Regions from separate parts of the Homo sapiens genome. Here region 2 is linked to region 1. The links are chromatin contacts, found by Hi-C or POLR2A ChIA-PET in ENCODE. All regions are on one chromosome and are shown on one strand. The core of a region is the stretch at or near the end of the contact, and the rest is flanking DNA. Distances in the headings are between cores, read along the strand shown. Region 1 holds the start of SPMIP3 (sperm microtubule inner protein 3). Region 2 overlaps LOC105373262 (a long non-coding RNA gene).

Evidence for each region. A loop is a pair of places that touch in the nucleus more often than their neighbours do. ChIA-PET counts read pairs that join two places held with the same protein, here RNA polymerase II (POLR2A). Pooled maps may share reads with other maps.
Region 2: a pooled map shows a loop between it and region 1 (2.5-fold over the local background). The contact joins the enhancer-like site here to the promoter of SPMIP3 in region 1. A Hi-C loop is called at or near these places in 3 of 50 pooled maps. POLR2A ChIA-PET finds 5 or more read pairs at or near these places in 2 of 52 experiments (BJ and HEK293T).

Annotation. Positions count from the first base shown.
Region 1 is chr1:244,349,047-244,353,884 of GRCh38, forward strand. It overlaps SPMIP3 (sperm microtubule inner protein 3), which reads left to right and starts at 3,589. Exons shown (of 5, transcript NM_001012970.3): 1 at 3,589-3,688. RefSeq lists an enhancer at 1,539-1,598.
Region 2 is chr1:244,271,446-244,275,997 of GRCh38, forward strand. All of the region lies in intron 1 of LOC105373262 (a long non-coding RNA gene), which reads right to left. Among named protein-coding and RNA genes, the nearest start is that of SPMIP3, 79 kb to the right of the region's middle. RefSeq lists a silencer at 1,617-1,843. Within about 2 kb of position 2,511, at least 21 of the 41 ENCODE cell types and tissues checked have a DNase peak (open chromatin) inside an H3K27ac peak, as active enhancers do.

The DNA of each region.
Region 1 (4,838 bases), core at 2,339-4,838:
TTGGCCTTGAGTTGGTCTCTTAGACAGGGTTTCCTGGGCTCCACACTCTGAGATGGAAATTTTCATGAAGCAGTCTGTTGGGAAGTGGTCTATCGGGGCGTGCTTGTGTAGCAACACGTGGAAGGGAGTGAAGAAAACAGGATTTGGCAAAGGGAGAAGCTGAACTATGAGTCACTTACTTCAGATGCGTCAGCCAATGCCACGGAAAGCTCTGAAACTAGAATGGAACTCCAGAGATGTCCCAAATTCAAGCAAGAAGGCTGGACTTTTGTATCCCCGTGTTAATCAATCTTTGGACATGGGCTACCCCAGGAAGGGTGTGTAATCTTGGGTAATGCCAATTCTTGGCACATAAGTGAACTATGATCTAGGAGCAGGCAAAGCTTTCAGCTGGGGAATAGGACCTTGGTCCTCAAGAGGGCCTCCAGAAAGTGCATCGGGCTCTGCGGCAGGGGACTTCCCAGTCTGGGCCAGGACCCAGCCCAAGAGGACGGATTGCTTTTCTTTGTCATATCTCTTGTTCTCTTTTAATCTAGAAGAGTTTCTCAGCCTTCTGGTATCTTTTTTGACTTTATCATTTTTAAAGAGTCCAGGCCAGTTATGCTGTAGAATGTTTGAATTTGTCTAATCTTTCCTTCTGACTGAAATTCAGATTATTTTTCTTTGACTCATCATTTCTTTCCTCTCTTAGTGGGTCAGGCACTTCCCCTGCGGGTCATGTTGCTGCTCCATCTAATTATCGTCTGGCGGCCAGCAGAGGAAATGGTAAATCCTGAAGCGGTGGTGAGACGACCCCTGCATTATCTTCAAGCCGTCAAGCCAGGGAGGAATAATAACCCCGGACAGAGAGGAATCTGAGTTTGCAAGCCGTCAAGTGCATTGACCTCTTTGTCCTCAACCAAATCTGAGGTCACCAATCCTTTCCAAACTCAGCCATGATGTTGGCAGAGCAGATTTGCCAGGTTCTTCTCGGGGGCCCCACTACCCTTATATTTAAATCCTTAGTCTAATTCTCATCTTTTCCTGCCCCCCTGCTGCAGGAAATGAGAGCCCCTCTGTATGCTGCAAAGGGGGAGCCCTGCTTTCACACTTTGCCTAAATTAATGATGATGTTTACCGTCTTACTGCAAAGCATAGATTGTACTCATCAGGAACCAGCCAGTTTCATTACTCTCATAATGACTTCTCCAACCTCTCAAATGCCTGAGAAACTGCACCTGCCAGTTGCTTCCTCCTCCTCCTACTCTGTCCTTTTGTGCTGTAAGTGAAACTTTTTTTTTTTTTTTTTTGAAACGGAGTTTTGCTCTTGTTGCCCAGGCTGGAGTGCAATGGCTCGATCTCGGCTCACTGCAAGCTCTGCCTCCCGGATTCAAGCGATTCTCCTGCCTCAGCCTTCCGAGTAGCTGGGATTACAGGCATGCGCCACCACGCCCGGCTAATTCTGTATTTTTAGTAGAGACGGGGGTTTCACCATGTTGGCCGGGCTGGTCTCGAACTCCCGACCTCAGGTGATCCGCCCGCCTTGACCTCCCAAAGTGCTGGGATTACAGGCGTGAGCCACCACGCCCGGCTTAAGTGAAAGTTTTAACACTTGCTTCCCTACAGAATGCCAGGGGCTAGCCCTACTCCACCTCCCACCGGTAAGGAGGACTTTACTGATAGCCTGCTGGTGTGACCTGCACGTATATATCCAGATGGCCTGAAGTAACTGAAGAATCACAGAGGAAGTGAAATTTAAATGGCCTGTTCCTGCCTTAACTGATGACATTCCACTACAAAAGAAGTGAAAATGGCCGGTCCTTGCCTTAACCGATGACATTACCTTGTGAAATTCCTCCTCCTGGCTCATCCTGGCTCAAAAAGCTCCCCCACGGAGCACCTTGTCACCCCCACTCCTGCCCGCCAGAGAACAACCCCCCTTTGACTGTAATTTTCCTTTACCTACCCAAATCTTATAAAACGGCCTCACCCCTATCTCCCCTTTGCTGACTCTCTTTTCGGACTCAGACGGCCTGCACCCAGCTGATTAAAAAGCTTTATCGCTCACACAAAGCCTGTTTGGTTGTCTCTTCACACGAACGCGAGTGAAACTTTCTTCTTTGTACTTTCTGTTATATTGCCAGGTATGTCTTACGTAAAGAACATGGGGATTTTTTGTTCATTTTTTTTCCTCAGTGAAGAATACTGGTTATTACTCTTAAAACGCCTTTGACGTCAAATAGCTGGATTCAAATCATAGATTCATTACGGCCTCGTTGTGTGACTGTTAGGCAAGTTCCGTAGCTTCTTCTCTTAGCCTTCATTTCAAATAGAAATACTTCATTTTCAAAAGAGAATCTCCTTCCATGGTGGTGGTGGAGATTCTAGATGGTGTGTGTCTAATAGCTAAAAAAACGTGTGGTGCTCACTCAACAAATCAAACCAATTTATCCTTTCTCTTAGTGTGGTTCCAGTTTGTTGCTTCTGTCCTCATATATTTATTTAAGTTTTCCCTAGCTTATCTGCTTTCAACAAAATGCTGTCACCAAGACTCTGTCATTACATTATTTTATGCCTGTTCCATGTAGGTTAAGCTCCCAGCAGGAACCCAGCCTGGCCCCTGGTCTCTCCTGAGTGCCTTCTGGAATCTTATGGAAATATTTTACATTCTAACCTGCAAACTGTATATAAGTGAGAAGTGTCCCTGTTTCCAGGACAACCTACTGTAGATAATGCCAGTGTTGGCTGGGTGTGGTGGCTCACGCCTGTAATCCCAGCACTTTGGGAGGCCGAGGCGGGAGGATCATGAGGTCAGGAGATCGAGACCATCCTGGCCGTGGTGAAACCCCGTCTCTACTAATATACAGAAACTTAGCCGGGCGTGGTGGCACGCGCCTGTAGTCCCAGCTACTCAGGAGGCTGAGGCAGGGGAATCGCTTGAATCCGGGAGGCAGAGCTTGCAGTGAGCCGAGATTGTGGCACTGTACTCCAGCCTGGGCAACAGAGACTCCATCACAAAAAAAAAAAAAGAAAAAAAAATGCCAGTGTTTCGTTTTGGTTTGGTTTGGTTTTGACAGAGGTTGGTCAGAATAAATATTTTTGCCACTCTCTTCTTCTCAGGTTATGGCTTGCTTCTATATAGTGGTGCTGTTGTGATACTCCATGGATTGGTTTGCAGCATATTTTTAAATAATTAAAATTATCCTTTGATACCTGCAAAGGAGCAGGTTGGAGCCTGACCTAACCTTGGACAAGGCGGGGCTGGCCTCATCTGCCCCTCGTGCCAAACCATCCTTCCTCAATTCCAGCTTGCAAAGGGCAGGACTCCTCAGTGTGGCACCACCCAGATTTTCACCTTACGTTGTCCTTGGGACAATCTTTACAGGAAAGCAAGCTCTAGTGATTAGATAGCCTGGTTATTTGCCTACATGATTTTCCTTTTCACAGTAATTTTTGCCCCTTCTTTCATGTGCAGCTGGTCTCTCCCTAGAGACCAAAGGAGCACTCTTTTTCTAAGCCCAGGACCTGAAAGGCATTGCCTGGCAAAACCTTGCAAGCCAGTGTGCGTCACAATACCCTTTGAATGATGTAAAGGAATCAGGCCCTGCCACTCTGCAGTTGATCCAGCAGCAGGAGGCAGCTGTACCCATCACTGTCCTCAGAGTACTTTTAAGAACAAGGAGGTCTCTGCCCACGGCAGCCCAAGCAGGTAATAGCGGTTGGTTGTTACTGCCTGTACCTCTCTCTCGCCTCATTTAGAGGTTGCATTACTAAATGGTTGACTGCATTTCAAATATTTTAGAGACAGGAACTCACAACATAAAGAAACTTCATGGCAAGCCTTTTGGTAAAGCAAAAATGTCTTTTGGAAAGTGAATACTCATCTCTCTCAACTTTGAATTCTTGTCATAGTTTTAACTCAACGTGTCTTTTTTTTCTTAGAAACGGGTACACCTATATTAAATAAGATAATTGGTTCTCTGTGATACAAGAAGACCTAGGTTTTAAAAACTGTGAACTAGATTAACAGGTTACTGAGTTAGCTGATCGATTGATTTATTCACTCATTCTGAAGTATGCATCAAGCACTCCTTGGACAGCGAACACTTTGCAAGAGAATGAGTTAGGAGAAGGACAAAGAGAGTGAAGATCGTGGCCACCAAACGAAGTGGTCCCCAACATCTAGGAGCTCACATTTTACCTGAAGAGACAAAGTGCTGTATAAAACAGATGTCTTGGCCAAGCGTGGCGGCTCACACCTATAATCCCAACACTCTGGGAGGCCGAGGTGGGAGAATCACTTGAGCCCAGGAGTTTGAGACCAGCCCGGGCAACGTAGCAAGGTCCTGTCTCTGTTTAAGAAAACAAACAACAACAACAACAACAAAAAACCCAGATGTCTCGTTGTTTGAAGAATTTCTAGAACCTTATCCAAAGCCTGGTGGAGAGTTGTCACTAATTTTTCTTAAATAATAAAATGAATAAATCAATTCAGAAACCAATAAACCAAAAAGGAAAGGACTCAGAACCAAAATGCGTAGGAGAATCTCCCAGGGGCTCTGGGAATTCACAGGAGGGAAATGGGCCATTTGAAACTCAGAAGAGAGGCCTCCTAGGGAACGTATGTAGGACCTGAACAAAGCCCTGAAGAATGGGCTTAATTTAGGCTAGAGAAGGAAAAAAGAAAGAGTATTCAGGCAGCAGAATTCATTACAGAACTGGTGAGAGTCAGGGGAGAAGGGAACCAACCTTCCTGAACTGGGAAAACTGCCTGCCTGAGAAAACAGAAGCAACAGGGGACTATCAAAGTAACTCATTGCTGCGAGCCCTCTTCTAAACAGCCTCTCATCGCACAGGCT
Region 2 (4,552 bases), core at 1,261-3,760, 79 kb before region 1:
TATCGTAAGTGTCCATAAATCTGAGGCTGAATGCTGGAAATTGAACTATTTAGCTCTAGAGCCAGTTAAGGTTTACAAGGCCCAGTGGTTGGAAATTGAGACCAAATGAATCTGAAGGTGAGAACCAAGAGGTTTCCGCCTCATCACTGTGTAGTTCTGAAGCGAACTGTAGATCAAAAGAAGGCTTGAAAAGAAAAAAGCAACAAAATAAAAATGAGTTTTTTAAATGCTAGGCAGCAAAATGGAATTGAAACAGGACTAACCTGAGAGTTAGCCAGCTGTGCCGTAGTGCCTGGTCTGCCACCAATGAGGTGTGCGATGGGGGCAATTGCTTCACTTCCCAGGGGCTGTTACATGATTTGTAAAATGAAAGGCTCACTCATTCACCAAACATTTCTTGAACTCCTCCTAGGGGGAGCTTGCTGTCTTAGACACGAACGTCTGGACCCGCTAATCTCTAAGATGCCTTTCCAGCTTTAGAGCTCAATTTAAAGTGTTGGGTGATACCGGAGCTTTGTGGAGTGGCTATGCGAGGTGCCTGGAGTTAACATTCACACAGTGCTTTTGGTTCTGCGGCATTTTAATGATATTCACCATGGTAGTAATTTATCGCCATCTCTTCTTTCCAAATAGATAGCGTATTAGTGTAAGTCCAGTCCATCAAGCAAGCTTCTTCCATCTGCGAGGGAGGAGGCAGCCCCCGGACAGCTGTGGTTGGGACCTTCACCTTGAATTATGTAACAGTAGCAGGGGATGGGCAGATTGGCCTTCTGAATTATGCTTCCTTAGACTGGCATTTACATGAGTTCGCGGACCCTAAACACTCACCAGCAGACACAGCGAGGATGGCTTTATCCCTGGAGTAATTAATCCATGTAGCAAAGGGATCTCCAAGGTGCTGCCAACAGTCTTGGGATAATTGAGACCTTACAGCAAATAAATCCCCCAGAATCACGACCGCTTTCACCATCCCAAAGCCCCAAAGTGAGAACCACCTTCCAAAAACTCAGAATCCAAAGCCTGTTAATCCCCTTTTGTGGCAAGCCCATCCTCCTGGCCTGCCTGCCCTGCTCTCCTCCCCCATAATACCCATTCAGGGCAGTGACCCCAGTTGGCAACCCGGAGCCGCGTGGGCTGTGGTCAAACGACACCCAGATGAAAACTGCAGCTGATGGCCTGGCCTTTCGGGTCAGTAGCTGCTGTGCACAGCTCTCTCCCTGCCTCCTGAAGTTCAAATGCCAGCCTGATTTCTATCTGGAAGCATCCCAGCCCAAACATGGAACAAAAGTTCCCTCTGACAAGCCCATTTGGGTTCCAAAGTATGTTTTTATGTTTGTTGGCAAATAGAACTGTCACCAGCAACAATAACAACACTGTTTTCCCTCCACTGAAGCTACTTCATTTCTTCACATTTGTTCCAGGGCTGGAACTGGACAGATGAATAATGTAGGCTAGGCGGCTGGCCCAAGTCCTGACCTCGTGCCTCCAAAAGCAAACACAGAGGTGAAAATGGAGACTTGTTTGTTTGAACTCTCACTGCCTAATTTAAAAAAGAAAAGGCAAAAAGAAAAACAAACCTCCCACCATCCTATTTCATCAATGTAGACACTGATGGGTTTTGTTTTGTTTTGTTTTGTTTTTCTTTTCTTTTCTTTTCTTTTTTTTTTTTTTTTTTTTCCATGTCTTACTTTTTGAAACATGGAACTACAGCCCTCTACTGGTGCAAGGAATGAAGCCAATTTCTCAATCATCGAGGCTACCCTGCCATCTTGTGGCCATGTGAGGGATGCACACGTGTAGATCAATTTCTCAGCATCACAAAACAGTCTAGGTAAGACGTTGGAAGGGTTCTTCAAAATATTCACATGGACTTTCATTTAAGACATTTCTTGTATCGTTTGGGGAAAACATCAATGGGATTTGGAGTCAGAATGTTGGTTCCTGCGTTTAAGCTCTGTCAGTGATTTGTGACATCATCCCTGAGCAAATAATTTCATTTTTAGGAACCTGTTTTCTCATCTGTAAAATGGAGGTCATAATAAATGTTTGATTCTTGGAGTTTTGTAGTGTTTACATAAGATCATGCATATGAAGAGTGCCTTGTCCACTTTAAAATCATATGCACATGAATATATTAAAAATCCCTAGAGAAGTAGTTTCTATCATCATACTTGGTAAAACTTTAGAAACTTGAAATCGGTTTCAATGACTAACCTTACTATAGTCTAAAGCCCTGGCCTCAGAATAAAGAGAAGGACTTTACACTGTCTCATGCTTTCCTAAAGATACATACTGCCAAGTCCTCTCCGTTTTCATTTTTCTGATTTAAGTCAAGTCAGTTTCTTCGGCCTTGCTTCACGGGGCCAGCCAATGAATAATGAGGAGTGTAGATGCGTCTTGGGAGGTGAAATAACTTTGCTTACATGGAATCGCAAAGTGCTCATTAGTGTGGGGGCTTAGGTATTTGGCTCCCTCGTCTTTTGGAAAAAGCCCAAACCAGACACAGCAGCTAAAGGAGCCCTCATAGGATGTCTGTGCTGCACGATGCTGACGCAAGATGACTCATCACACACTAGCTGGGTTTGGCCACTGCTTCTGTGCAGCTGTTTGCAGAAAGCCAAAAATTTCTGGTGCCAAGCTGGGGGCTTGGTGAACAAACCCAAATGTTACTGTCCTCATCTCCTGCTAAATTTCAGTCCTGCTCGGGCCGTGGCCCAACCAGTGTTAAGTCTACTGATGAAAGTCCAAGTCACTGTCCTCTGTGCCCTCTCGTTACTGTGTCCTCAGGTTACTGAATTTATCATTCATCTCACTGATGCATAAGGTAGGCTTAGGGTACATTTGGCAGCAGGATCAATAGTTTTGCAAAGAGAAAATAGATGCCAGCCAAAGGAACATCGAATCCTTGGGCGAATGATGAGGACGGATGACTCATGTCCAGGCCATCTTCCCTCCGGGCTGGGCTCCGCTGTCTCCATACTCACCTTCTGTCTCCAAGTTTGGTTCACTAGGCCCATCCTCAGGAAGCCTCCCTTAGGATCCAGGATGAGTCACCAGCACCCCAAGTGTGCTCGCTGGTGAGGATTATAGGAGGGGGAGGTAGGCTGTGTCTACAGGAGATCCTGGGGCACATCTGGGGGATGGAGGTGAAAGGTTATCCCTCTGTCCTACAGAATGAGGGTCCCCCTTCAATCCCCTAGAGGTGACATGCCAGAACGCCTGAATCAGAGAAGGCACTCATTCCTCCCACCTAACTCTTTTTATTTTTTTTAATACTGAGTCTTGCTCTGTCACTCAGGCTGGAGGGCAGTGGTGGGCTCCCAGATCACTGCAACCTCCGCCTCTCAGGTTCAAGTGATTCTCCTGCCTCAGCCTCCCGAGTAGCTGGGATTATAAGTGCACACCACCATGCCCAGCTAACTTTTGTATTTTTGGTAGAGATGGGGTTTCATCATGTTGGCCAGGCTGGTCTCGAACTCCTGACCTCAAGCAATCCACCTGTCTTGGCCTCCCAAAGTGCTGGGATTACAGGCGTGAGCCATTGCACCCGGCCTCTTCCACCAAACTCTTACAGGGTTATCCCAGAATCTTCCAGAGACACCACCCTGTGGATGCAACCTGGGGCTTTCTTCTCCACAGGCCATGTCTGAAAATAGGAGGTTCTTCCTCTCTTCCACACTGGGAGAGAGATAGCAGTCAGGGAGAGAGAGCAGACGGGGAGAGAGATAGCAGTCAGGGAGAGATAGCAGTCAGGGAGAGATAGCAGTCAGGGAGAGAGATAGCAGTCAGGGAGAGAGAGCAGACAGGGAGAGAGATAGCAGTCAGGGAGAGAGATAGCAGTCAGAGAGAGAGAGAGCAGACAGAGAGAGATAGCAGACAGGGAGAGATAGCAGACAGGGAGAGATAGTCAGAGATAGATAGCAGATGGGGAGAGATAGCAGTCGGGGAGACATAGCAGTCAGGGAGAGAGATAGCAGTCCGACAGAGATAACAGACAGGGAGAGATAGCAGTCGGGGAGAGATAGCAGTCAGGGAGAGATAGCAGTGAGGGAGAGATAGCAGTGAGGGAGAGATAGCAGTCAGAGAGAGAGATAGCAGTGAGGGAGAGAGATAGCAGTGAGGGAGAGATAGCAGACAGAGAGAGAGATAGCAGTGAGGGAGAGAGATAGCAGTGAGGGAGAGAGATAGCAGTCAGGGAGAGATAGCAGTGAGGGAGAGAGATAGCAGACAGAGAGAGAGATAGCAGTGAGGGAGAGAGATAGCAGACAAAGAGAGAGATAGCAGTGAGGGAGAGAGATAGCAGACAGAGAGAGAGATAGCAGTGAGGGAGAGACAGCAGTGAGGGAGAGAGATAGCAGTGAGGGAGAGAGATAGCAGACAGAGAGATAGCAGTGAGGGAGAGATAGCAGTGAGGGAGAGAGATAGCAGTGAGGGAGAGAGATAGCAGTGAGGGAGAGTGATAGCAGTGAGGGAGAGAGATAGCAGTGAGGGAGAGAGATAGCAGTGAGGGAGAGAGATAACAGTGAGGGAGAGATAGCAGTGAGGGAGAAAT